3 separate regions of the Homo sapiens genome follow, and all the other regions are linked to region 2. A link is an interaction called in ENCODE POLR2A ChIA-PET data of the cell type or tissue named here. Cell type or tissue: GM12878. All regions are shown on one strand. Links, peaks and the distances in the headings refer to the core of each region. The heading gives the core; the rest is flanking DNA.

Region 1 (9,129 bases), core at 6,150-8,649, 50 kb after region 2:
AATTAGAGATGGGATCTCGCTGAGTTGTCTAGGCTGGCCTTAAACTCCTGGGCACAAGCAATCCTCCCACCCTGGCCTCCCAAAGTGTTGGGATTATAGGCTTGAGCCACCGTACTGGGCCTAAATTCATTGTTTGGTAGCAGAGCAGGATGAGTATGGTTAAACAAAAATGTATTGTACGTGGGTGATGGATATCCTAAATACCCTGACTTGATCAGTATACATTATATACATGTAACAAAATTTCACATGTACCCCATACATTTGTACAAATAAGAAAAAAATATTTTAAATGTAATCTACTGTTCCTGTGGATGGAGGTGACTTTTTCCATGAAGCCAACAATCTCAAGAAAAAAATTGTTAAATAATATGTAAAATGAAAGTTAACATCAGCTTTCTACTTCCTTAAGATGTCAAAAATAAGCCAGAATTTTTTAAACAAAGTTTAATAATTCATCTAAGTAAGTTGTCACTTGACAAATGGCAACATACCGTGAGGGAGTATTATAACTCTGGGACTTGGGCAGGCATGCAAGGTGCGATGAAGAAGAGATACCAACTTCACAGAGCTGCTGTTGGCTACTAAATACATCAAGACGTATGAAGCGATAAACCTGGTGCCTGGGCCATAGGAATGATCGACCTTGGTATTAAAATTTGGCATAGGCTAAGTGGAGATGGGTGGTAATGAGGTCATCCTTCATAAGTGTCCAGCGGGGAAGACAAGATTCAGGACAGCCATGGACATTTGGATGTTTATGACACCAGGGAACAAGCCATGATGAGAGCTTTTATACATTTTATCACATGTAAAACGTTTCGTGAATAATTAGGAATAAATATGAATCTTGTTATGTCTGTTTCTATTTTATCAACTTGGATCATTATTAAAGATGTTCTTTTTGCCTGTTTGCCAAATTATTTTGTTTTGAAAACAATTTTATAGCATTGCAATTGTGACAATTTTTTTCAAAATAAGTAACTCATAAAATGAATTTGTTTATTTATTTATTTTTGAGACAAAATATTGCTCTGTTGTCCTGGCTGGAGTGCAGTGGCATGATCTCAGCTCACTGCAACCTCCGCCTCCCGGGTTCAATCCTCAGCCTCCTAAATAGCTGGGATTACAGGCGTGCGCCACCATGCCTGGCTAATTTTCATATTTTTTAGTAGAGATGGGGTTTCACCATGTTGGCCAGGCTGGTCTCGAACTCCTGACCTCAAGTGATCTGCCCGCCTTGGCCTCCCAAAGTGCTGGGATTGCAGGTGTGAGCCACCACACTCAGCTCCATAAAATGAACTTAGATGTACTCAAACTTTCACATCATCTGTAATTACATTAAATAGTGATTGAGAAGAGTTAAAATTTAGTGAATGAATTGAGCTTATGTTTTTTAAAATCTTACTTTAATTTGATATTTTATGTTATACTTACACTAATATTAGCTAATAGTTTACTTAGCTCTGTAATAGCTTTTAGTAGGAAAAGTATTTTGAATGCAAAGGTATGCTGATGTATGTCCCACAGTAAGACACAATTAGACACTGATCGCTCATTATCACCAGTGACCTCTATGATGCCTGATCCAATCCCCAAATCTCAGTGCTCACATTACTTGACTTGGGTATGGGATGTCCATAAGATTCTTTGTCAAATCTGCCTCCTTTTGAGAGCAAAAGGGAGCCTGATAAGTAATAACACCAGGACGAAAGCAGATGTGAGCTGGGACCTTCCTGGGCAAGCCAGTATAAACGACTAACCCTATCCCACAGCAGCATTTGCTGAAGTTGCTCACTCTCTCCTCCTTGATGCACTTTCTTTACTTGGTTCCAAAATGCCACAGTCTCATGATTGTCCTCCCACTCGCAAGCCTCTCATTCTTGGCCTCCTTTGATGATTTCTCCTCTTCTCCCCAACCTTTTAATGTTGAAGTATCCAAGATATGGTCCTTGGTCCCCTTTTCATTTCTCATTACACTCAGGGCTTTAAATATAATCTGTATGTCAATGAGATGGTTTTAAAAAATATGTCCACCAACCCTTGTTGACTGGTTCTAGTGAGTAGATGATGGCAGAAATGATGGGATGTCATTTCCAAGATGAGGTTATAAAACTACTGTGGTTTTTATGTTGGGTACTCTCTCATTCTCTTTCGGCTCACTCATTCTGGGGTAAGCCAGGGGCCATGTGAGGTTCACAGGATGAGGATCTGAGGTTTATTAACAGCCACACAAGTGGGCGTGGAAGTGGATCTTCCAAGACCTGCACCACCTGTGTGAGTGAACTTGGAAGCTGATCCTTCCTCAAACTCGCCTTCAAATGAGGTAATGAGGTCATCCTCATTACCTACTAGACTACCTGTTAGACAGGACTGCAGCCCTGTCTAACACCTTGACTGCAGTTCTAAACCAGAACCACTCAGCTACATGGCTCTCAGAAACCCAACCCACAGAAACTGTGGGTTAATAAATGATCCTTGTTGTAAGCTGCCAAATCTTGGAGCAAACTTGTCCAGCAATAGAAAACTAATATGGGCGACTCCAATATCCAACTGCCTCCCACCATTTTCCTTCAGACGTCTAACAGCATCTCGAGCCCACACGTCCAACACTGAACTGCTGATCTCACAGGTCCAGAACCTGCTTCACTCCACCCTTTCTCATCTCAGTGGACGGCAACTTCATCCTTTATTATATTATAACTCTGTGACTTGGGCAAGCATGCAAGGTGCGATGAAGAAGTGATACCAACTTCACAGAGCTGCTGTTGGCTACTAAATACATCAAGATGTGAATTCCAGGCCAGGGAATTTCAGTCCTCTTTGATTTTTCCCAAAAGGGGAGAAAGCCCCACCTCCAATTTGGCAGGTTGGTCTCACCTTCAAAATGAACTAAGAATCCAGTCCCGTCTTACCGCCTCAGCTGCAGTTTCTCCAGTCTGAGCCACCATCATCCCATGCCTGGATTTTCTGCAGTCATCTTCTAACACTTCCCCTTCTTCCTACCCCTGGCATCTCCCTGAGCCCTACACTATTTTCAGCAAAGCAGCCAGACCGAATCTTTTAACACAGAAGTGAGATCATATTATTACTCTGCTGTCATTTTTTTCAATGGCTTTCCATCTCACTCAGCAAGGAAAACAAGCCAAAGCCCTGCCAAGGCCCATGAAACTCTGTTTGATCTGCCGCCCGCCACCTGCTGACCTCCTCCTCTGTCCTCCTGCTCTTGCTCCCTCCCCTCCATCCCTGCAGGCCCGCCTGCAATTCCCCGATGTGCTTGGCACGCTCCACTCTCTGGCCTTCTGCTCTTGCTGTTTCCTCTGCCATGAATGCTCTTCCTCTGGATATCTGCTTGGCCAACTCCATATTTTTGCTCAAAACTCCCTTTTGCAATGAGGCCCACATAGGCCACTCCAATATTGCAACTAACCACTCTCTTGCTGTGAATTGCCAATTCCCCTTGCCCAACTCTCCTTTCCCCCCATGGCACGTACCACCTTCTAACAGACTAGATCATTTACTATGTTTCTCATCTATTTTCTACCTCCCCTGGCTGGCACATAAGTTCCACAAGAGCAGGACTCCTTTTCTATTTTATCCCAAGTACCTAGAGTAGTGCCTGACAGTATACCACAACCTATGGAATACAGCAAAAGCAGTACTAACAGGGAAGATTATAGCTACTAAGTGCCTACATCAAAAAGGAGGAAAAACCTCAGATAAGTAATATAACGATACATCTTAAAGAACTAGAAAAGCAAGAGCAAATGAACCCAAAATTAGTAGAAGAAGAGAAATAATAAAGCTGACAGCAGAAATAAATGAAATTGAAATGAAAAAAATACAAAAGATCAATGAAGTCAAAAGATGGTTTTTTTGAAAAGTTAAACAAAACTGACAAACTTTAGCCAGACTAAGAAAAAAAGAGAAGATCCAAATAAATAAAATCAGAAATGAAAAAGGAGACTTTACAACTGATACTGCAGAAATTGAAAGGATCATTAGTGGCCACTATGAGCAACTATACGTTGATAAATTGGAAAATCTAGAAGAAATGGACAAATTCCTAGATACACACAACCTACCAAGATTGAACCAGGAAGAAATCCAAAACCTGAATAGACCAATAACAAGTAATGAGATGGAGGCCATAATCAAAAGTCGGCCAGTAAAGAAAAGGCCAGGACCTGATGGCTTCACTGCTGAATTCTATCAAACATTTAAAGAAGAACTAATACCATTCCCACTCAAACTATTCTGAAAAACAGAGGAGGAGGGACTACTTCCAGACTTATTCTGTGAGGCCAGTGTTACCCTAAATTCTTCAAAAATCAGGTTGTTGGATAGTTCAGCCTTTGTGAAATGAGAAAGGCAGGTTATGTCCACAAGTGAATGAGAGCATGGCATGAAATTCACACTGAATTTACACTTTCAGCCTAAAACAAATAAAGCGATTTATTTAAATTCACAGAAGATGTGGGAGATGTACTTTTGCAACTTTTATTTTAAAAAATAATGTTGAAGTTGTGTCTATTTTATTCCAAAACATGATTTTTGGCAAAGAAATAAGATCTTTTGTGGAGCAAAGTGAATGTTATTAAATATAGGTAAATGCTGGTAAATATATCCAGTAAAGGTCTTAAGCTTGGATGTTCCTTAAATATGTCTGATGATTTAAAATATATTAAATCCATCACAGGGGGCAGCCAGGGCCAGCTCCATGAACAGGTGACCTGTGCAGCCCCTGGGTCCCCAGGCTTGGAGACCCCTGTGGTTGGTTTATCGTTCTGCTCCTGCTGTCTTAAAATTCCTATTACTCTTTGAAAAAAGGGCACTGTCTTACAGATTGTGTAGCCGGTCCTGGGGGTGGTTATTATCAATTGTGAATGGCTATTGCCTCAATGGAAAAGAATATTTCAAAACCACTTGGGCAAGTTATGAAATATGCCTTTGTATGTCATACTGTTTATAGTAAAACACAACTGAAAACACTTCCCTTCGCCTGTGGAGTCACTGGCTGTGCTGTTCTTGTCAATGGATTGCCAAGGCTCTCCTGGACGTTTATTCGCTGAACCTAATTGCACAGATCTGAAAACAACCATGTGGTCATAATTCACAAGGCTTTAAAAATCAGGTATCTAGTCCTATAAAAAACAGTAAAACTTCTTTAAGATAGTTCCTCATTACACATATTGGAATATGGTACCAAGTATATCTTGAAAACTTACAGCTGAAGATTATACTAAAAATAGAAAAATTAAATAAATTTCCCAAACACATGAGTCTCACTCTTTGAATTCAACAAAACCAAAACACCACACAAAGTAAAGAGTCAATCATGATTCCTTCCCTTTGTCCATGAAGGCTGGCAGATTTTTTAAAAATTAATTAATTAATTAATTTTTTTTTTGAGACGGAGTCTCGCTCTGTCACCCAGGTTGGAGTGCTATGGCTGGATCTCAGCTCGCTGAACCTCCACCTCCTGGGTTCAAGCCATTCTCCGGCCTCAGCCTCCCGAGTAGCTGGGATTACAGGCGCCCGCCACACACGCCTGGCTAATTTTTGTATTTTTAGTAGAGATGGGGTTTCACCATGTTGGCCAGGTTGGTCTTGAACTCCTGACCTCAGGTGATCTGCCCGCCTCTACCTCCCAAAGTGCTGGGATTACAGGCGTGAGCCACCGCGCCCAGTCGAGGCTGGTGGATTTTAAACCTTTCTGCTACATTATAAACTCTCTGAGAGCTTGGACTCTGACTCCAGAGTATGGCAAAACGGCTTGAGTGGAGCAGACCCTCTGTGTGCCGGGAGCCATTAGCTAATAAGTGATTGAGATTCATTTCAGGCTGGTGGAGGAGACTGAGATCTCTTCTCTGGTCTTCTCTTTTTGTGAGTGGGTGGGGCCTCAACCCTTCTTGGAAAGCACATCAGAAAGCGACTCTACTTCATAGGAAACACTGCACACACGTGCCAGCCGGTTCTAAACTCTGATCTTGTAGTTATTCTTTCAATCCCCACCCCAATCCATCCTGTGAGGAAGATGCTATTTTTATCTCTACAGACGAGAAGACAGAGACACATAGAGCTTAGTCACAGTTGGTAAATGGCGGAGAGGAGATTCAACCCCCGCCTGGGTTCCAGAGTCTGCGCTTTGATCCAGTTTCCCGGGGCCATGTCCCCCAGCATGGAGAAGAGCTGGCTCAGGAGGAGGGGGCACAGCCTCCCAGGTGGTCGGAGCAGCGCGGGCGGAGGCGCAGAGGCAAGAAGGAGCTGGTCTCTTTGAGGGCGAAGGCGGTTCATAGGGTGTGTGCACATCTAATCCCTCTCCTTCGAGAGTGCCGCCACCCTCATTCTTAGGGAAGGGGCGGGGAAGGGTTCCTGGGATCGTCATCCTACCTAAGCACCCCAGTGAGTGTTCAGTTCCCTGCCGCAGCTAGTGCCCTGTGCCCAGTGGGAAGCCACGTGGCCAGGCCTAGCGAGATCTCCGGGCGCGGTGGCCCGTGTGTGCCTCTAGCCAGGCCGCCGTGGCCAGGGCTTGGTGGTGTGTTTGACGCTAACCTTCCATGTCAACTCTGTGCGTTTCCCCAACACCCCGCACTGACCCTGTCCTCCTGGCTGCTGGTGACCCCTGACTCCCTGCCTCCTGACTGCTGGTGAGCATGCTGAGTCTGTTTAGAGGGGCGACTCGGGGAGTTCCTGAATGCAAAGTGAGGGGTGGTTCAGGCCACACACCTGTGAGTGCCCTGGGTACCAGCCCGCGGCCCAGAGCCTGGCTCAGGAGCTCAGCTGGGGCGCTCGCGGAGACTGTGACAAGTGTGCGTTCTGAGCCGTGGCAGGATTTCCCCAGCTGCTGTTTGTGCCTCCCCGGGGCTTTCTCAGGTCTCTGAAAACAACATATCCCGGGCTGGGATACGGGGGGAGGATGCCAGATGGGTTTTGAATTCTTTGAAATCTCCAAGCACCTAAAAAAATAATCACGGTGGGTAGGTGTGGGAAGCTCTTTAAAATGTGGCACATTTCCCCCAAAGCTTAAAATAGAGCTTTTCAAGGGAAATTAAATGGAAGTATAAAAATATGTAAATGCTCTTCCTTCCTACAAAACAGAAATAATGTTACAGGCATCACCCCGGGGCCCCAGGCCCCTCCGTAGTCAGCACCAGCAGTGCCAAATATGGCCCATGGCTCTGGGTTTCCTCCCTATATTGACTCTGACCAGGGACATCAACACTTCCCCCAGGGGACCCCACTATTTCTCTGATATGTTCTATTTGCCTAATGTCTGTGTTTATCCCTCGTTTTTTTGTTTTTGTTTTTAAACTAGTGTGGGATTTTTAGAAGGTTGTCACATGTTCCTTGGGCCTGTAGGTTTCTTTGTGAAAAATATACCACGTCCTGGGAGTTGTGGCTCCAGTCCAGAGGCTGCTCTAATGCACACATTGAGGAGGTGTTCATTGCAGAGCTTCCCAAAGAGAAAAATGGTGCAGGTCATGTTAACTCAGTTATCGACTTTCTCAATTTCTGATTTCAACTTTATTGCTATAAACACATTATTCACTTTTAGTCAAACCAAAAAGTCAAGTTTGCATAGGGCTTTTTTTTTTTAAATGATGGATTTTCTTTACTTTTCTTGTCCTAGTTTTCTACCCACTACCTGTGTGATGTTGTCCCAGGGATTCAGCCTCTGGGTGCTTTGCTTGTCAAAGAACAGGGAAGAAGGACGGAGCCACCTAAGCCTGTGCAGGCTGGAAGCGCTGGTAACGTGGGCCAGGCTGGGTCCCAAGCTCTGGGGCCCCTTGCAGTGCCCTTGGGTGTTGCTAGGGTCTTGGAAAGAGATTGAGTTTTAGGAGAGAGCAAAGCGATGACTGCCACCAACTCACCTCTGCTTGGCAATGACCAGCCAGTCCCTGAAGAGGAAGAGGTGCCTCCTGGTGGTCTCAGGGCCCTGGGTCAGCACCATGGGGCTGTGAAGGACAGGCTCAGCGTGCTTGAGGGGCAGGCCCAGCTGCAGGGACAGCTGCTCGAGGGTCACTGCGGATGCCAGGCTCTTCCTGAGGGCGGGGGAGAGTGGGATCAGTCCTGAGGGAAGAGGGTTCCCCAGGGAGCTGGCGTGCAATGCCTGTGATGTCTCCAAACACCAAGTCACCACTAGTGTGGCTTAGTCAGAGTGGAAATCAGCAGGAAAAAAGTGCAGACTTTTTTTCTTAAAATTTGAACTTAAACAAAATGAATTTACAATAAAGCACAGCAAATTGAGTCAAATTGTTGGACCTGATTCAGGTTATAGCTAATCACTGCTAGTAATGTCAATGCTAAGGATTTCTGTGAGAATTTTAACCGAAGGCAATACTTTCCAAATATTTTCATGCCATAGCACACACAGCAAAGATAGCATTTATATCACACTCTGAGGGAAACTGAGGCAGCCAAAGGCCTACCGGCCCACCCAGGCTGGCCCACACACAGAACGGAGAGGGTCAATGCCGCGGCTTTGGTGTAACTCATTTGTGGCACATGGCTTAGGAAGCTCTGACGTATTCCTTTGATTAGCAGAAGTTTTCCCTAAAGGTTAAAAAGGTCAGGGTTTCCCTGCTGCTAAGTCTAAACAAATGTCTCTCAATTCATGGTTTTCTTCCATAGAGTAAGTTAGCCGCAGAGCAGATTAAACATCACCTGTGAGACTCAAGCGGTCATCATTCATTCATCTGGACTCCAGCATCTTTTCCCTGTGCTTCCTACAATTCTAGAGTCACCTAGCTCCTGTTGCCCTTGAAACATGTTCTCCTCCTGGTCCTCTACCCTGTGTCTGGGGCCGATGGTGAATTTAGGCCATGAGGGGTCTGTCCCTTGGCCTGCTTTTCCAGTTGCTTTACCGCCACTCCTTTCCATTCTAAACACAGCAGTACTAGCTCTCGCAGGCACATCTCCATTACCCAGGGAATCAAATGTGATATTTGAATAAAGATGAGTTGGGATACGTTTCTGTTATTTAAAAGGCAAACATTAAAACATTTTGATACTCGGCTGCGTGCAGTGGCTCACGCCTGTAATCCCAGCACTTTGGGAGGCCGAGGCAGGTGGATCACTTGAGGCCAGGAGTTTGAGACCAGCATGGGCAACATGGGGAGATCCCCA
Region 2 (10,526 bases), core at 3,657-6,156:
TTTACTCTCACTGGAATGTGTTATTATATAGTTTTCATTTGGGTTAATTATAAGAAGATGAAATATGCTGTGAAGTTTTATGAACAAAACAACTGCCCCCCACCACACTGTCTGGCTGCATCCTGAGGGATGTTTTATGGGAGAACTGTTGCCTTGCATGACACCAGTCAGTGTAGCTTAAAGATAATCCCGAATTTCTACACTTTGCTGGTGAGCCTGTGTTAAAGTTCTCAGGTCTGATTTTATCTCATACCTTTTTGAACATCTTACATTTTCAGACTTCCCTACCTCTTGGGATTTGTGAGGATTGAAGTTCGCTTTCTACTTTTTGAAGAAATATTTCATTTGGCTAAAATTAAAATTCAAAAGTCCAGGGCACCCTCTGGTTTTTGTTCTGGGAGTGGACGAGCAATTCCACTCGGATTCCCTAAACATCACAATTCTCATGGAACAGGGATCATGAAGCATTTAGAAAGCTGTGTAAAGAATCAAAAGACGGAGGTGATGTGGCCTGGCAATGACCGATGACTTTGATGACTTACTGTTTCAGGGCCTCGATTCTGTCCTCCTCGTCCTGCATCTCCAGAGCACCCATCCACTCCTCAAAGAGGTCGCTTGAAAGTAGCTTCCGGGGGATACTTCTGAGGAAGTCCTGGGGGATGAGAGTGGGCTGTTGGCCTATTGGTACTGTATGATGTCCCATGTCCTTGTTTTCACCCGGTTTTCGTTCCATCGCAGGGTGCTCTATGCTTAGCCCATCATAGATTGTGGCCCTTCATTCCTGCATTTGATGAATCCAGGGAACCCTCTCTCCAACACCCTTGGCCTCTCTGCAACTTTCTAACATCAGGCAGAGTCAGAGGCACCATCCCCAGGTGGGTGTGTTCTGAGGGGCCACTGGATTTTGACGTATGGATTCTGCCACGGAACAATCAAATTGCCCGTACTTGGCAAAGTTTTGGGAGAGCAGAATGCATCACTTTCTGTTGGAATCTGAGGTCACAGAAACAGAGGTGCTTACTAAATAAATAAATAAAGGGCTTAATGAAAAAAATTAAACTCCAAGATCAGTGTACCTTGCTGTGTGGGGAGAAGAGCCTATTTCTTGCATCCTGAGAATGAGTGTGTCAGGGCCCCTTGGCAGGTTATTTGGCGCAAGTGTGTTGAACTCACCTTAAAGACCACAGCGAGGAGGTGCACGGGGAGCCTCTCCAGATCCACCGCATCCCCAGAGTTGAGCTCCTCCTTCAGCTCCTTACGGGCTTTCTCGTTGGCTGCTCTCCTGAATATCCCTTCCGTTGAAGGGCCTTTAAGGCATAGAATAGTGAGAATGTCCTAAAGGAAACAGCAATAGGAACAGGAAAGGGTTACCCTTCTTCTTTAGTATACTGAGATAGTCTTAACAGGAATATTGATGTCAGATTTTGCTTTCAGTCCAGTTGCTGTCAATGGCCTTCCTCAACCCTGCTATTTTTCTAAGAGGAGGCAAATTGTGAAAGCTCTAATTTTGCACTTTCTAAAATCACTTTGGAGCTCTCTCCTTTCAAATACTTCCATATGAACATTGGATTTCAGATCACAAAGTCTATATTCTGTTTCCCCCTTTTGACTTTTCAGAAGCTACAAATCTTCAGCATTCTCCACTCTGTGAAGTCAGAGGAATGGCGGGACCATAGCTCTGAGCTCATTGGCAAATACAACTAATTTCAATTTCTGGAATGGAAGCAGTCAGATATTCTTCTGACTGCACGCGTATGTGGGAGTGCCATGTTGAAGAGTGGAAAATATGGAAGATCAGTCCCTACAAACTTAATAGGAGAATGACATTCAGATTTCCCGAGTATTTTGCATGTCCAACTGAAAACTGAAGTAGGTTTATGAGAGAATGCACGCCTACCTGGATGGGTCTGGGGAGTGTGTCACTGTCACCGCAGATAATTGACAAGGGCTGATCAAATAGCGATGCTTTCAAGTCTGTCTCCAAAGCCCCAGAAAAATCTGATGCAGGGGAGAGCCTTCTCATGAGAAAGGGCCAGGACAGCACCTTCTTTCTCTTCTTAACTTCTACAGCCAAGAAAACAAGGCAACGAGAAAAATTAGACTACAGTGTTAAGAAGCAAAGATCCAGGTAAGAAAATGGGTATCGTTGGCCGCATAATGTGGTCAATAGTATGCGATGTGAGAAAAATAATTTTGAAAACTTGAGAAAGCAAAGGGCGTGAATCTTAATCTAGAAAAACCAACCGATAAACAACCACACTGTTACCAGGGCAACCAGTTCCCTAAACAGCAACACCAGAGTTCCTCAAGGCCTCCACCTTTCCTGTTTTCACTCTTTCCAGCTGTTTGCTACAGAAAATTAGCAAAACCTAACTGTGCTGATCATAAACAACCATCTTAACCTACTGGCCTGAATAACTATAGAGGAAATTTCTGATATGAAATAGATTATTTTGATTTCCTCCTTTAACTGGCGAAGAAAACGAAACTTAAAAGGTGAGGAAGTGACTTGCTGAATATCTTTTCGAAGGCACATAGCAGGGCTGGCTCCAACCCTTTGCAGCCACGCAGGCACTAAACAGCCACTAGAGGGAGCTAACACCATTTTTCCTTCCAGGTGACTGGTCACCTTGGGTTTTCCAGGTTGCTGCTTTAGGACAGAGGCAAATACGAATCGCTGCGGGAAGCCTTGAACCTAGATCTGGCAACTGGGAATTATCAGCAAAACGTTATCAAGATATTCTGTCCTTCTGAAATCCACAAGATGTGTGTGCAATGGATATTGCAATCTCAAACATTTCCTTCTTTCTTTTCTTTTCCTTCCTTCCTTCCTTCTCCTTTCTTACTAATTATAAAGGCTATATTTTCTAAATGCATTGGCATCTGTTTCTATACATTTCAGATTGGCAAGTGGAAGCATGATGAGAAAGAAGTGGCCTGTCTTTATGGTTCAGGAGAACTGGGTCAGGGTTACGCTATAATGAAATGCATTATGAAAAAAGTTGAGAGTGAATGGTGGGTCCTTTGGGATTTGAGATCAGCAACAGTTGCTTCATAGGCTCTTGGATGCATTCTCCATAAGAGAAGGAAGAAAATGGAAAAGACACTGTGTGTTTTTCAAATGTGTGCATGCTAATTGTCGAAACATACATGGCCAGGAGATTGAACCGCATTAAAAACGCTTGGCAGAACTGGGGATTCTCTATGGAGAGGCTCTTTCCTTTCCCAGCACTCCCTGCTCTAGTGAGTTGGAGCATACCTGCCATTTAAGGGTTAATGTTCTGCGGTCTTTAACAGAACAACTTATACAAAAAAATTCCTAGTAGAGTAAAAGCGCTGTGGTTTTGCAAACCAAGAGCACTGGTTGTTAGCACTTACATAAAAGATCGGTATGTTTTTAAAACTCACCAATGAGCTGGCAAATACTGTCTTCACTCTCACATGATGCCAACAGGGGATGTTCCTTGATATCACCCTAAAAACATTTTTATTTCAGTTAAATATAGTGACTGAAGAAACCTATCGAGTCTTTCCCCACAAAACACACATACAGCATTTTATTCATATTAAAAATGAAGTCAGTAGAGTGCATTGATGTTTTTTCTAGCTTCTAGAAGCAATATTAAGGTCTTGATTGTCATCATATAAGATCCTAATTAATGTGCTTAATTTACTACATGTGTGATGTTAGTTTACTACTCTTATAATTACTATTCAACCCAAATAATATTCAATTAAAACAAAGTTTTCCACCTTCTCACAGTACAGATAAAAAGTCTTAAAAATTGCTTTCTTACCTCTGATTGACATTCGATTAGTGTCTCCATATTATTGGCGTTTAGTGTTTTTGACTAAAAGAGAAAAAATAAAATTAGGTAAATATCTTTTGGCCCTTGCCTGTAGGAAACGTGAATGAATGAATGTGAGAGGGGCACTCACAGCATTGTGGCTGCTTCTCAGCTTCATCAGTATTGCGGCTGACTGTCCAGGGGTGGATTTCACTCCCGTGTGGCTGTGCCTCTGTCTACAACGAATCACATGGAAAGGAGTTAGGAGGGACTCACACAGTAGGCCACTTTCAGCGCCACTTTGCCAAAGCACAGAGTTTGAAACTATTTATTTATTTTTCTCTTTTGCTATTTTTTCACTTGCCTTTACTTTGGAAAAAACTATTACATAGACAAGTTTTCATTTAAAATCAGTTCTGTTACCAGATGTTGTATGTTGTTAAGAGCAGCATCTGAACACAATTATTTCTAAATTATTTAAGTCAACTATCTTTACCACTCTAAACGTTGTTACCAATTTATTCCGTTCCATCAAGAGATAATCTGGATATCAATTACGTTAACATTTTAAATTAACATGAACATTAACTTTTTTGGTGGAGTGCTGACTATATGCCAGCTGTCGTAGTAGGTGCTTTGCATGGATTTTCTCATCTAATCCAAAAAGGAAAAAAAAAAAAACATATCCCTAGGATGCTAAAATAGTAAACATGAAACAAAGATAACATTTACAGAACTCCTACACCAAAAAGGTGCAGCCTTCACGTTGAAGCAAAGCTTTGTCCTGAGACTTTATAAAGTGAGAGCATATTCCACGGGATAGCTGTTTTCTGTTGCCTGTGATCTGAGTGACCTGTGACTTGCGAGGCAGCTTGTAATTTCTAGGCATGTTAATATATAGTGTACTTACCCTTGGAGGGTCTCTAGCCAGAGTTCTTTTACATCCGGTGAGCTGTAAAGAATGGGAGAAACAGCATAACTCTCTGCTCCTTCTAGTCCACTGGGAGAGAGAGAGACCGAGCCGGTCTCCCTTCACATGCTCTGCATTATAAGCGAAGGGGCGGGCAGGTGGAAATTCAGAATATTACAGAGACCGGAAAGAACATCATGGGCTGTCACACGGACGGAGCCAGCCAGACACTGGAGAGCTCTCGCTTCCTCATTCCTTTTAGGGCAGCTATGTCTTTTTTTTTTTTTTTTTTTTTTTTTTTTTTTGTGTCTTCCACTTCAAAGTAAAAAATCTGTAAACTACTAGGAGTGGAAAACATGACATTCAGCCCATAGGTGAAGGCTCTGATTAATGTCATAGGTGGGATGTGTGAACAAGAAATTGTGTTATTCTGTGCATAAACATCACTTTATTTTCTAAAGTGGTAATTTCAAGTGCCTCTTTTTGCATCCTGTTTGGGTGCTCTTTCCCCTCCCACGTGCCATCTGCTCTGTCCACCAGCACCACACGTTGATTAGCACCCCTGGATGTGGGACACTGTTACAGAACCAGAAAGAAACCCAAGACAGTCCCTTCCTTGAGGAACAATCACCGTCCAAAGCCAGGTTAGTTTCCTTTGGAAGTAGAAAGAAAACTCCCTCGAGTCAGTTGTCAATATAGTAACCCCCTCCTCCTTTCTGTAACTCCTGGTCAAAAGTATTGATACTTAATTTACAGTCAGAGCAGCTGTCGTTCTGACACGGAAGGAAAACAAACAAAAAAATTCCTTTGATCAGACCAACTTAAAGTAGGAAAGAGATGGTGAATTTCATTTGTGGATCACTCTTCTGCATAAGAGAATTTCTGATCTTTTCTGTAGATCAAGGGCTATATATGAAACCACTCAAATGCCTCGACACGAGAATGGATGCATAAATTGTGATCCATTCACATAGGGAATGAATGTTGTATAGCACTGATAATGAACAGCCTATGACTATAGCCAACAATATGGTTGGATCTCATAATATGACGCTGAGCAAAAGAAGCCAGACGTGAAAGTGTATATCCTGCCGGCTCCCATTAATGCAAAGCACAAAATTAGCAAAAGTCGTCTGTGCTGTTGGAAGCAAGAGTAGCAGTTTCCCAGAGGGGATGGTAATGACTTCCAGGGGCCAGCGGGGGGCTTGGTGATGGTCCATTCTTGATCTGGGTGGTGCTAGGCTTATGTGCACACTTCCCTATTTATGTAATTTTTCAATAAAAAGTTTTAAAATAACTTGGCTTCATTTATCATCAGCATCTTTAATTTTAAGACTTTTCCGCATTGTCAGTTCTTTTGTCATTTTACTGAAAGGAGGTGATTATGGGGCAGACTTTGGGAAACCGAAGCACAGAGAGGTCGAAATTTGCTCTGTAACTTAGCGGCTCGGTGGGGACCTAGGGACAGATCCTGGTTTTCAGGCTTCCAGCTGGGGGCTCCCTCTCTGAAAGCCACCACAGTGCCAGAGTTCACCCAGTGTTCCCAGGGCAGCTGTAGAGGCCACCACTCTTTCAGCATCCCTCTCCTGCCTTTATAAACCTCCAAAGTGAACTCACTGATTTTTTTAATTGAAAAAGGGCATTTACGCTGTGCCCAGCCTAGTGCTAGGCATATAGTAGGTACTAAATAACTAATTTCTGAATATATACATTTCCTTATAAAATAGCCAAAATAGAATATTACTATAATGTTCTATATATCATAGAATATATATGTGATGTATATTCATTGCTAGTATGTATTTTCTAAACTTTTTTTTTTCCCGACAAACGGACTTTTCAAATTTTTGTAAGAAACTTAATGTACTTACTGTTCTTTCTTTTTTTTTTTTTTTGAGATGGAGTTTCGCTCTTGTCACCCAGGCTGGAGTGCAATGGCGTGATCTCGGCTCACTGCAACCTCTGCCTCCTGGGTTCAAGTGATTCTCCTGTCTCAACCTCCTGAGTAGTTGGAATTACAGGCACGCGCCACCATACCTGGCTAATTTTTGTATTTTTAGTAGAGATGGGGTTTCGCCATGTTGGCCAGGCTGGTCTGGAAATCCTGACCTCAGGTGATCCACCCATCTTGGCCTCCCAAAGTGCTGGGATTACAGATGTGAGCCACTGTGCCCAGCCTCAGCATCTTTTAAAAATACATAACATGAATGGTTTGATGACCTGCAGAAATGGTTACATCGACGGACTTTTCTTTTTCTTCTGGGACCTACCATGCCTAGTTAAGCACCCAGGGAACTATCTAGGATGAAAAGTTAGTAGCAAATACGGCAACAGAATTAGGGCCCCTCCATTTTTTGAAACAGAAATATGTTTTGGCTCTTCTTATTGACACAACTGATGGTGGGAAAGCCCAGAGGGAGGTGCCATCCTTTGGGGTCCCTGGGAGATTTTGACAGTCAACATCTAATGAATAGGTACATTTTGTGACTGAAGGAAAGCCACCATTGTTGGCTGGTGCTGCTGGGGGACTGAGGAGACGTTCTCCTTTATGACTGTGGCCCCGCCTGCATATGGCGCCTACTGTGGAAAGAGAAAGAGTTGTGAAGGGCAGGTGCTGCACCCTCAACTCTGAAAATCTCACAGTAATTTTGATCGCAGTTTTCCGAGCACTAGGAGAAACATTTATAAATAAAGTGTAAAATTTGGAAGCAGTCATGCCAAAAGTTAGAAAAAAAGATGGAAATGTCAGATTCACTTTTTCCATATTCTTGTCTCCCACACATCTCTTTGAAAAGCAAGCTCTCATCGTCCTGCATAGTAAGAGTCTTCAGAACGTGGAAAGGAACTTCAGTGGCTTTTGCTGGGTTGGGCTGAAGGAAACCCCGGTGAAACCCACACCTGTAAAGATGCTTCTCACAGTGGGACTTTTATCGCTTGGGTCCTGGTCACAATCAATTTTTCTGCAAATAATTGGCTTTGCTTTTCTTGTGGTGAGTCTCTAAGGACAGTGAGTTCCGTTCTGGGGACTGTGAGTTCTATGCTGTGTACATGTGTGCTTTGGAGGGTGACTGGAAGCACCATCGTTCCTTCCCATACTTTCAGGCTCAGTTACCGCTTCAGTCTGGACTGTTGTGAACGAGAATATGGAAGTCATTTTCCCCACATTGTTTACCCAGCTTGCCTGGGAAACACCAACTGGAGGATTAGAGTCCGGCTCTTCAGTTTGAACTCACTTTCCCTTTCTCTTCCTGGGACCACCCAGTGATTCAGAGCCCTGCATTCTGTAATGAGATTAATGTCAACAGTTTCCTGCATTGAAGATTATTTTCCCAAAGAGTTCACGATTTCCTTCAGGACTTCTCCATCACCCCAGTGTCTGGCTACCTAATGACTGATTAACAGGTTGATTTTCTAGAAAACTCAAATTACAATTTCTTTTTTTTAAAAAAGGGCAATCCAGCCTTTTCTCTGATTATCCGTCCTCCCCATCTCCCACTTGTCCTATGTTTTAGCCACACAGGCTGTTGTCATCCCCTAAAAGTGTGCTTCTGAGTCTCCAGGCCTTTGATAAATTGTTCCCTCCTCCTGAAATGCCATTCACGCCATCTGCCTTTTGGAATTCTGCCCTTCCCTCGGAATCTAGCCCAAGTCCTATCTCCTCTAAGAAGGGACTTTTCTAGATTGAATTAAATTTCCTTCCCTGGCCCTGCATAGTGGCCGCACCCAGTAGACTGTGAGTCTACTTTTTTCATCTTTTATTCTTACAAGTGCCTGGCCTCATATTTTGCACACAGTAGGCATTTGCTATACTTTAATTACTAGTAAAATTGAGTGATAAAATAAAACATTTAAATCTCACCATACGTTTGCTGGTATTGCAATTTGTTACTCAGACTTTTTGTCACTTAGCCTTTGACTGTTTCGTTTCATGGAGAAAGACTACCTCTTTGTCACGCTGTAACAGAGACCATCGTTGCAGAATTTGATTGAGCTGGAGACAGCCTCTCCTTGCACACACCGCGGGCTTATGTCGATACCAATGTTGTGGGATTAGACACATGGACTCTCTAGCTCTGTGGTGAGGAAGGAGGCCTCGCCTTAGGTGGACTTGAGTGTCAGCTTCTGTCAGTGAATCTGTCAGGAGGGCGTGACCACACCTGTCCAGCCTCTCACCTCCCACCCTCCAAGGACCAAAGCCTTACCAGTGTTCTCACCTTAGACTCCCTAGTTCTGTGTGCTCTGGGAGGTGTGGACGTCCCCAGAGCCATGCTCCTCACTGTCTGGTGGCAGAGGAGGACTTAGCATAAAGGACTCCGGGGGCTGGGAAGTTGGTGCTCACTTTGAATGACGGTCTTGGATTCACTAATCTGCAAAGTACCCAACCTGCAGAATCTTTTATGCGGTGACTTTGGTTATAGCGAATTAGCAATAAAACTCCTTGCCTGCCTCTCCTCTAAGAAACTTCTAGGAAAGTCTGTGGGTGGGGAAGATATGCCTGGAAGAGACGTTCTCACCTCTCTGCAGGCCCCGGGCTCACAGATACAGGCAAGGACTCAGTCTCGGCTACGGTAAATACAGTTCAGTCCTTTAAGGTCATTTTTTAATTTTTGTTTTTTTTCCTGGCAGGAGAAGGGCTGCCTTCCAGGGAACTTCTCAGAGGTTTGCTGGGACCCTGGCATCCCTGAAATAATGTCAAGCATCATTTCATCTTGCAAAATAATTTGCTGTCTCCACAAATGGCTGCATTTCTGCAGTAGTGGAAGCAGACATTTCAAATTTGCCCCCTCAGATATTTGCAATTATGAATTTATCTTTGTGTTGGAATACAAAATAGGCTCAGCATAAAATAATATTTGAAGAACGCTGTGTTTTCAAAAGCTGGCTTGAAAACTAAGAAAGGCTCAAACAAAATGTTCTTTTTAAACTGGCTTCTCCACTTATTGTGATCAAGATGAAGAATTAAAAATAAGACATCCTGAGATTAGGTGATTAGAAGCTGTATGGCTGATGACACAAACTGCTATGGGACCCAGGCAGGGCCTCAGCTTAGCCGCGCTTATCACTGCTATGGGACCCAGGCAGGGCCTCACCTTAGCTGCGTTATCACTGCTATGGGACCCAGGCAGGGCTTCATCTTAGCTACATTATCAGTGCTGTAGGACCCAGGTAGGGCTTCAGCTTAGCTGTGTTTATCACTTTAAGAACTAAAGAATGTGGCTGGGCGCGGTGGCTCACGCCTGTAATCCCAGCACTTTGGGAGGCCGAGGTGGGCAGATCACGAGGTCTGGAGTTCAAGACCATTCTGGCCAACATGGTGAAACACTGTCCCTACTAAAAATACAAAAAATGATCTGGGCATGGTGGCACACGCCTGTAGTCCCAGCTACTCAGGAGGCTGAGGCAGGTGAATCACTTGAACCCGGGAGGCGGAGGTTGCAGTGAGCCCAGATCTCACCACTGCACTCCAGCCTGGCAACAGAGCGAGACTCCGTTTCCAAAAAAAAATAAAAAATAAAAACAAAAAAACTAAAGAATCTTTTCTTTCTGTTGATATTTTGGCCTGAAAAATTGCACAAGGCAAACATGATGTCAAAAAAGGCATGTCAGCAGCCCTGAACATCAGTTAACTACAATATGATTTGGTAGGTTATTTTTTTGAAGAAACAAAGAGAAAACTATGAAAGCTGAGGTTCTTTGTTAGCAGTCTACAAAATTCATGTGCAGCATTTGTAAAAATCTGAACCAAAAAAGTAGAAATGGTGGAAAAATGTTTAGTTTGCCCCATGCTTTTAAAATGCCTTTTAAAGATATATTTACTGTAGTTGACT
Region 3 (9,030 bases), core at 122-2,621, 54 kb after region 2:
GCCTGAGGGGAAAGTCAATGGTTGAAGTGAGTGCTTGGGAGTGGTGGGACCGTAGAAAATGGTAGAAGTTGTGCTGGGTCCAAAGGGACAGCCCATGAGGGCCACATAGGAATGCGGGCCCAGTGTTACTGCCAATGATTTAAAACGCCAGTAAGCCGACATTCTATTAAATGTCCATTCATTCTAAACATTTCTTTCTTTTTTTTTTTTTGAGATGGAGTCTCGCTCTCTCACCCAGGCTGGAGTGCAGTGGCACAATCTTGGCTTACGGCAACCTCCGCCTCCCGGGTTCAGGCAATTCTCCTGCCTCAGCCTCATGAGTAGCTGGGACTACAGGCATGTGCCACCACTCCCGGCTAACTTTTTGTATTTTTTTTTTTAGTAGAGACGGGTTTCACCGTGTTAGCCAGGATGGTCTCGATCTCCTGATCTCGTGATCTGCCCACCTCAGCCTCCCAAAGTGCTGGGATTACAGGCGTGAGCCACTGCCCCCGGCCCTAAACATTTCTTTAAACACAATGTGGGTCAAAGCTCAGACCTTTCGCCCCAGCCATCCCAACCATCTGCAGATTTAGAGCACATGAAAACATGCGGCCTATACAGAGGCTCTGGCGATGTGGGTGAAATATTTGAATATTTAAAATAAGATGTTATGAACCAAATTGAGAGGAACAGATCTGTATTTGTCAGATAATTATTCATTTGAGCTTGAAAAAGCATGCACGTGTAGATAATCCACATCCAGTCAAGTGAAGTAGGTCAAGTTTCTTTCCTGAGTATTCTGCTTGCCAGGCACCTGTCCGCATGTCAGTCTTGGTCTGCCCACGATTTTTGTTTTCTTTCCCCTCTCCTTTGATCGCTGTTCCTCCTCATGCTCCCTGGCCAGTCCCCCGCCCTCCAGCCCTATTTTGCACTTCCTTGTGATCCCAGGAGAACTGTACACTTGCCGGGGTTAATTTTTCTGACACACACAGAGACCTAATTTGGTGATGTCATTAAAAAAAAGCACTCGTGTTAACCATATTTCACAACAAAGGCGCCTCAGCACTCTCACCGGAGGGGAAATTTTTTTAATGCACTGAAATAGGAAACAAGTGACGTGGCGAATACCTGGTGAACGGAAACAACTGTGCCCTTTGCCTTTCCATGCACTGATGAATTTCCAGCGGAGTGGGGCCTGCTGGTGGCTTCGCACAGCGAAAGTGCCGCCGGGCCCTGCTCCATGGAGACCTGATCTTCTCTCCCCAGAACTTCACATGGGAAATGATCTAGTCAACTGGGGCCCTGCTGAGTTCAGCATCAGCTCCCAGCCTGAATAGACTTCAGGAGCCTGCTGGAAGTGGGAGAAGGAAGGGTGGTCACAGGTGCACCCTGGGAGTGGGTGGCGAGGCCTCTTAGGTCAGTTTGCCCAAGTGTGTGCTCCTCCGATCTGAACTCCCAGTATTTGACTGTGGATTTGGCATAAAGGTATGGAGAGTGGCTCAGTATTTGGGGGCTCTTTGAATTACTGGTGACTTTGCAAAAGAAAAAAGTGCAGTTAAAGGGATTTCAGCCATAAGAAGCCTGACCTGGAAACCATCATTTCCTGGCATCTGGGGTTTCGAGGCAACACAGCTGTGGGTCCACCATTCCACACAGCCTGGATTAACCTGCATTGGAGGCCCCCTGCATAAAGTCATGGCGCATACAGCTCTCCAAAGTCACGTTGTGTGGATGCAGTTGCCCTGAGGTATAGGTACAAGCCTGTCATCCATTGCTAAGCACCCACAGCATCTCATCTCATTTCTGGCAAGATAATCAGGTTTTGATTGGCAAGATAATCAGGTTTCATTTTCAAGCCAGGTGTGGTGGCTTACACCTGTAATCCCAGCACTTTGGGAGGCCGAAGTGGGAGGATCACCTGAGGCCAGGAGTTTGAGACCAGCCTGGGCAACAAAGTAAGACCCTGTCTCAAAAAAAAAAAAAAAGTTTAAATTAGCTGGGCCTTTAGTCCTAACTGCTTGGCAGACTGAGGAGAGAGGACTTCCCTCAGGAGTTTGAGGCTTCAATGAGCTATGATAGCACCACTGCACTCCAGCCTGGGTGACAGAGTAAGACTCTGTCTAAAAAAAAAAAAAAAAAAAAAAAAAAAATCAAACTTGGTCCTCAACCTATGGCATGAATTACCATTTTCTTCAACAGGGCTAACACTGACTGCCTGCCATGTGCCAGGCTAATCTCTTTACCCTCATTCTTTCTCAATCCTTACAACACTCCTATACAATTAGGGCCATTTTATAGATGAAGTAACTGAGGCTCCGTGATGTTAAGCAATCTGCAGACCTCTCAGCTGGCAAGTGGCAGGGCTGCGAGCTGGAGTCAGGCCTGTCTGGCTCCAGGGACTTTCCCTTCTCCACATGATCAAATGTTGCCTTCTGGATATTTTTCATTTACTTCTTTTTTCTCATCCACTGACGTTCCACACTCCTGTGGCATGTTGCCTGCATTACTTCAATAGTTTCTGCTATTTTCCTTGCATCAGACCTTAATTCCCTCAACTCTCTGTCCCCCTCCATCCTCCCTGTCACTGCCCGAGGAATTCTCTCAAATATGTATGCCTCAATCACTCCCAGGCATCAGAGCCCACAGGACTCCTCAGTCCCTTTGATCGATCTCGCCAGGCTCTGTGTGCTAACCCTGGCCCCTCTCTGCTGCTTGCCAAGAGGCCCTCTCCGCATTTCAACCCAGGGACCACTTGCAGCCTAGAGTGGGTGTCTCCCTGCAAACCTGTGTCACCTACTTGTCTGGCTCATCTGCCTGTCTCGTCTGTTGTAACGCACGTGGTCTCTTTCATTTCCACAGCCCCAGCATAGTGCCTGGAAGTGGGACGTGCAGGCACTATGGAAAAAGGACTTGGGTGGTTCCGAAGGGAAACCAGGCAGTGGAGGCAGAGGCAGGGAAATAGAACCACAGTGAATGGATGAAACCTTCACAGATCTGTTGAACGACCTTTGATCTTTTATGTGCCTTGCTTGATTTGCTTTCCACTGAGGTCACCTGCATTTCTCTCAACCTATCCTAGCCCTCACCACAGCCAGTCTGAAGTCAGATGGCAAAGTTGTGGAGTGTTAGAAAAAGCAGTGGCTGGTGGAGCAAATGGGGGTTGGGGGAGTGGTGGGGACATGACTCCCCCTTGAGGGCCCTGCCCAGCTGTTCCACAGCAGCCTGGCTGGCCCCTTCCTAGGCAGCCTCTTTGTCTTAGCAGCGTCTTTCCAAGGTCAGCAGGCTCTTTCGCGATAAGAGCGGACATTGCTGAGCCCTGACTCTGTACCCGCCGGTGTTCTAGAAGAACCTGCACTTGATCCAACAAAGCAGAGAGTTCTTGGGTCCTTTTCTTTCCTTTTCCTTTCTGAAACTGTATAATAAACACATAAAAGTAAAAAATATTTACAATACCTTATAACAAATGCCAGATGCTATGTATTCCCTGTCTACTGGCTGGCTGTTTTGGTTTTTCTATTGAGATTTTGCTCTTGAGTGGTAGTAAAATGCCATTTTCCCTCTGTGATTCTATCATTAGTTTCCCAATAATTTCTTTAATAATAATAATATTTGGTATTTTAGAAGGTTTAGAGTTCAGAGCACTTTCCCCCTCATCATCTCACTTGATTTTAATTCTCGTCTACCTCATGAATAGGGCAGGAATCCTCACCCCCTGCGTACAGAAGGGGGACCAGAAGCTCAGAGAAAGAAGGGGCAAACTGAAGGAATCACTGGCAGCAGAAGGACATAAATCAGGCCCCAGATTCTCAGTTTGCCCTGTTGTGCACATCAACAATTCTTATCTTTTCATTACATTTGTTGATTTGGTTGATCTCATCAGAGACCGTCATCTAAAGAGTCAGTTGTATTCAGGCCATGCCAGAATGTTCTGTTTGTGGACACAGTGAGCTAAGGCGGTGCCTCTGGGCTCAAGAGAAACGCCGCAGCAGGGCAGGAGGCAGGACCATGCTGCCCATGTGTTAGCTCGTCTGCAGGGCCAGGCGTGTGGCGGGTTCCAGTCTCCGAGTGTGGTGGTAGGCTCAGCGCTGGGAAATTTCACGTCTCAACACATCTCTTGGGAAAAAGGACTTGGGTGGTTCTGAAGGGAAACCAGGCAGTGGAGGCAGAGGCAGGGAAATAGAGCCCCAGTGCATCTGCAAGTGTAGCTGAGGGTGCAGCGTGGTGGAAGCACTTTATAGTCTACACCAGGATTTCTTAAACAGGAGTCTGAGGATTGCTTCAAGGGGGAGAGGGGCAGAGATTGTTTTTTTTTTTTTTTAAAGAAGCAGATTCTCAAAGGGCTTCATTCATGTCCTCCCAAATATTGAGGACTCACTCTTTAGTAGGAATTCCATGAATAAAGGAATAACATATGACATCTGAAGTGGAGTTGTCCCTTATTATCCTGTTTGTTTTCAAGGTAGCCTCACAAATTCAAATGGCGTCCCCTGCACCCTTCAAACTCGCCCTGGCATTCAGAACGCTGCTATTCTCTGCTTGGAAGGGTCCTCGCCTGGCACAGCAAACTCCCATGTTTACCAGAATCCGACTCAAATCTCACCTCTGGGTGGTGCCTCCTTAGACCCCTGGGAAGACCTGGGTACCCTCCTCTAAGCCTGCCCAGCACCCTCTCTGTCTCTAACACCTGTCTCCCTGTCCTGTAGTGACTTGCTCACCTGTCACTATGTTGGAACACCTTGCTGTATTCATTTTCCCATCCCCAGCATTGATCTCTGTGCCAGGTTCACAGAAGGTGTCCAGGAGATCGCTGTGTGATTGACAGTCTGGAAGCTGGGCTATTAAGGGCAGTTGTCCAGCCAAATCTGAGTGAAACTGGGTCAGGATTTAAAGATGTGGTTAGTCTGATTCACATAGACTCTGTAAATGTCACTGAAGATTATCACTGGCATTTGGATGGTGTGGTCTCTGTGACCACAGGGCAGAAAATTCAATTATTCAGCACTTGCTGTATGCAAAGCACTCTACGGAATCCCATGAGTAGGAGGAAGTCTCAAAGAGGATGAAGACATTGCCCCTTCTTCCAGGAGATGTTTAAGTTCTATTTGATTGGGTCAAGCTCATATAAAATTCAAGGTTTTGAGGCTTGGTCTCATGATCAGACTAGCCAGCTTGGGCCAGAAGTGTTTTGCGCTTGGATACTCTCACAGGTACACTTCATATTCTCAAACTAAACATCTGGTAACACAGAGCAGTTGGCAAGATAATCAGGTTTCTTTTTGTAGGTCTTCGGAAGGAGAACAATTGGATAGTATGAGGGGATCATTTGCCAATTATAGATAGTAGCCCTGGAAAGCACTGGAGAGACCTGGGCCCTAACACGGGGGAAAAGTTCAGAAATTCATCGACGGGAGCGGAAGTTAGACACATTTTAATTTCACGTGCTGTCTTGAATACTGTGTACCACGGCAGCGTCTTTACTCGAGACTCAAAATCATTTGACTCTTCTACAAACTGGATTCCCATTCAAGATTTTCTCATTCTCCTCTACTGTGGATATTAGCTTGGAATAGATCATTAGCGTCCATATAGAATTTGAAATCTTTATTTGAAGTTATAACCGCTAAAAATGATTGTTAAAATCATGGTGTGTAGATTCAGATATGAGGTTCCCAGATAGCAAATTTAAGCCTTCTCTAACCACACCCCTTAAAGGGCCTCTGCGGACACCTCCACCCCCTTGTGAGACCCAGGAGTCTCTTCCAGAGTGCAGTAGCAGAGGAGTGGCTTCCCCGGGGAACAAATACTGCGTGGTGCACCGTGGTCCCGACCAGACACGCTGGCCCTCCTGGAGGCCTCAGGCATTACTTAGACCTTCAGCCAAGTCTCTCTTCTGTTTGGAGAGCTTGGGAAAGCAGTTTTCATCTCCTAATGGAAAATGAAAATCTGTCATCACCTTTCACATCATCAGCCTCCTGGAGCCCCCTAGTCCGTCTGACTGCAGTTATGTCCCAGATAATGAGGCTTCAAGCAAGCCCCCTAAGTGCACAGCGCTGCAGGCTCAGCCCTCTCTGCACTCCTCTTTCTTCCCCGCCTTCCTCTCTTCTGGATCTGGATCCCCCCACACCTGCTCAGTCACCAACAGCAACCTGCCGGGTATCAGCTACCCCACTCTGGGGTGGCGGTGGCTCGGGTGAGGACAGGGCTGTGCCTGCAAATGGCCCCCTCGGGCCTTTCTCCCTGTCCCATCGCTCCCTGCTTCTTTCACAAAAGTCAACATCACAGCCTGTAACCCAAAGGCTGATAGGATGTGCGGATAACAGCTATATAACCTTAATTCTCAAACGATGGGAGACAGCCAGGGAATTTCGTGTCAGCTATCCACTGCTGTGGCTCCGTGGAAATGCTTCCAGCACAAACAACCTGTGTACACTGCAGAACCTTTCACTCAGGAGGGAGGTCTGAGCACGGCTAGTTTTTGCTGCCTCGGAAGGGGTCAGGGCTCCCTCTGCAGGGAGCCCGTGGTTCTGCCGCAGCAGCGGAGCCTCCAGCGCCAGTCGGTGACCCTCCTGCCCATGCCTGGGAGGATGTGAGCTCTGGTGCCCCAGGCAGCCTGGAATTGTGCCCTGGGAGTGGGGCTGGGGCAAGGGAGAGGCTGCAGTGTCATTACAGGGATGTCCTCCTTTCCTGGAGGTCACTTTGGGCTTGACCACGGGCTGTCCACTGCCTGGCGTGGTCTCTGATTTGCTGCTCTCTGCGGACCCTTGGTTGTGCTCTTTCGGGCTTATCTAACCTTACTCATGCAAAGACCCGAAGCTCTGGCATTCCCCATATCTGACCTGGGATCCCTAGTCTTTCTCATTATCTGTGCTACCCCCTCCCAGAGTGTCCCGGGGAGAATCACCGCATCCACTTCCTGAGGTGGGTTTGATGAATGATGCAATGTGGCTATGGTGAGGGCGTCTGGCCTGTGGCAAATGCCCAGTAACTGGCTCAAGCTTTTGTTCTGCCTGGTCCCGCCTGGCTGGGAGCCTTAGGGAGGGATATTAATGCTTATCCAGTTTGGGCCAATTCAGTAAAGAAAACTTTAAACTTAAACAACCCTCTTAGATGGACTGCATTTTACTTTTGTGAATTGGGTTTTTTTTTTCCCCTGCTCTTTGGTTGTTTTTGGAGTATAATAACATGATGCCAAAAATACCTTGGTGATTCGTGAACAACCTGATGTTTTGCCCCTGGGCTGCCACGTGTCTGAGGACAAGCTGGGTGCTGCTTACACCTGCATAGTTCCTCCGGGCAGCAGGCTCACACTCTGCTGCTGTCATGTAAAGCACCCTAGAGATGAGATCAGCCAGGCAGGCTGAGGTTAGGCCTCTGTTCATGGAGAGGCTCAGTGCCTTCATGGGCTCCCTGGCAGCGGTTCAGTGTGGTGGGTTTTCACCTACCTGGTGTGTGGCCGTGCCTTGCCTAAAATCTTGTCCAGTCCAGCAGCTGGCACTGAGGAGCAGCTCTGAGCCAGGTTCCTGAGCTGTGGGAACAAACAAAGCAGGGCTGATCATTGTCTTGCTTGGTAGGAAACGGCAGCTGCACTTAAGGCACTCATGTAAAAAGTGTGTTCCTAAACAAAATGGAGAAAACCAAATTGTCTCCTTGTTATCCTCTGCTCTGCTGCACTGCCTGGAAGGGACTTACACCTAAATTCGGAATAAATACATTTATCAACGAGGTCCCAACTCTCGGACCATTGGTGAATGGCCAGGGATGCCTGATTAGATGATAACATAAGACAGTTCCGGCAGAAAGGGGCGGGCTGTGGACCCTTCTGAAGCTCCAGTGGTTGAACTACTGGATTCAACTTAAAACATCAGTCCATTTTTGCATTAAGTGAAAGCAGTAGTTGTGCAAATCATTGTACTCACACTGGCCGAGGAAGCACCAGGGACCGAAAAGGACAGGGTGGAAATCTCCCTCCCCAGCCCTCTCTTAGCCTGCTTGGTGTGATCAGGACTCTTGATTTCTGGGTCTCCAATGCAGTGACTCTAACTCTGAACATTGGCTGTGTTTCCAGCCCCTTTCATGTGTGGCTATTTGACAACCAGTAAGCAACACTTTGACTTCATTTCTGCAAAATAAAGATCACCATTGTTTTCTCGACTGTGTCCAGCTGTGTTTATTTTAAAGTACCTTGTTTTCCATTTTATTGAGAATGGCTACAGAACTCTGCCATATGCTCTGCATTAATGAGAGGGCATCTGTTCCATCCCATCGTGCTTGGTCAACATCTCACACACTCTGTTTACTCCTACTTTATAAGCAATAAGGAATCTCCAACAGATAATGGAAGAGTTGCTTCTTTCCAGACTGGAGGTGGCTTCGTGCAGAAGTGGAGAAGTGAGCACCCTCCCTGGCCCCTGTGAATCAGGTCTTCCTGGCCTGGGCTCATTGGATTTTAGTCTCATGTTAAAAGGACCCAATTCCTGCCAGGTGTGGCATTAGATTTCACTGAGAGTAGAAATCCCTAAACATCGAACCCCCTGATAATCAAATGCAAAAACTCATTCCAAAGACAAACAGAAATCATATTCATTGTCAAAAATCACATGGACCTTCCAGGATAGGAAAGAACAAGGAAGATGGTCAGGTTTTACCCCTCAGATGATCTTATAGGGTAAATGAGGAGTCAGAATACATATGAATACAAAGAGATGAACTGCAAAATCAGGCTGCAAATGATCAAGCTGTGGTGAATCAGGTAGACCAGAAAGGTCCTCTGAAGAAGCCGTGCTGGTGGGCTGGGCCAGGTCTCTCTCCAGCACGGTGCGCCCAGACCAGGTCCAGGACAAAGCTGGATGATTGAACTAGAGAAAAAAAAAAAAGACAACCAGGTGTGGCTTTTTGAGTGAAGAATGAGCCTCTTCTGTCTAAGATGCCCCATCTGTGTCCTAGCTAATGCCTAGCACCACCCTTATAAGGCAGGAGAATAGGGAATTAGGGTAACCAAGGGTTAAGGCATAAGCAAAGGAACAGCAGGTGCAGCCAGTTCTAGGCAAG

The links. Peaks named below come from ENCODE experiments on the same cell type or tissue, not always from the same donor. Only the 100,000 strongest peaks of a DNase experiment are listed, where the experiment ranks them.
Region 1: POLR2A ChIA-PET joins it to region 2 with 22 read pairs; 17 of 35 experiments call an interaction of 5 or more read pairs at or near these places.
Region 3: POLR2A ChIA-PET joins it to region 2 with 17 read pairs; 17 of 35 experiments call an interaction of 5 or more read pairs at or near these places.

Annotation. Positions count from the first base shown.
Region 1 is chr6:159,087,855-159,096,983 of GRCh38, forward strand. LOC112267968 reads right to left here. Exons shown (of 5, transcript XM_047419645.1): 3 at 7,875-8,045. Among named protein-coding and RNA genes, the nearest start is that of TAGAP, 47 kb to the left of the region's middle. RefSeq lists an enhancer at 6,849-6,978. In GM12878, for the core only: no CTCF peak of the experiment used is centred there; no DNase peak of the experiment used is centred there.
Region 2 is chr6:159,040,181-159,050,706 of GRCh38, forward strand. TAGAP (T cell activation RhoGTPase activating protein) reads right to left here and starts at 4,811. Exons shown (of 10, transcript NM_054114.5): 1 at 4,699-4,811; 2 at 3,940-4,024; 3 at 3,798-3,851; 4 at 3,409-3,475; 5 at 1,898-2,064; 6 at 1,174-1,335; 7 at 543-652. The coding sequence starts at 3,966. It overlaps TAGAP-AS1 (TAGAP antisense RNA 1), which reads left to right. Exons shown (of 5, transcript NR_183546.1): 4 at 739-875; 5 at 1,618-2,876. RefSeq lists enhancers at 472-1,671, 2,245-2,514. In GM12878, for the core only: no CTCF peak of the experiment used is centred there; a DNase peak (open chromatin) is centred at 4,891; H3K4me3 peaks cover 1,244 bases; H3K27ac peaks cover 658 bases.
Region 3 is chr6:159,097,798-159,106,827 of GRCh38, forward strand. It overlaps LOC112267968, which reads right to left. Exons shown (of 5, transcript XM_047419645.1): 2 at 7,425-7,507. Among named protein-coding and RNA genes, the nearest start is that of TAGAP, 57 kb to the left of the region's middle. In GM12878, for the core only: no CTCF peak of the experiment used is centred there; no DNase peak of the experiment used is centred there.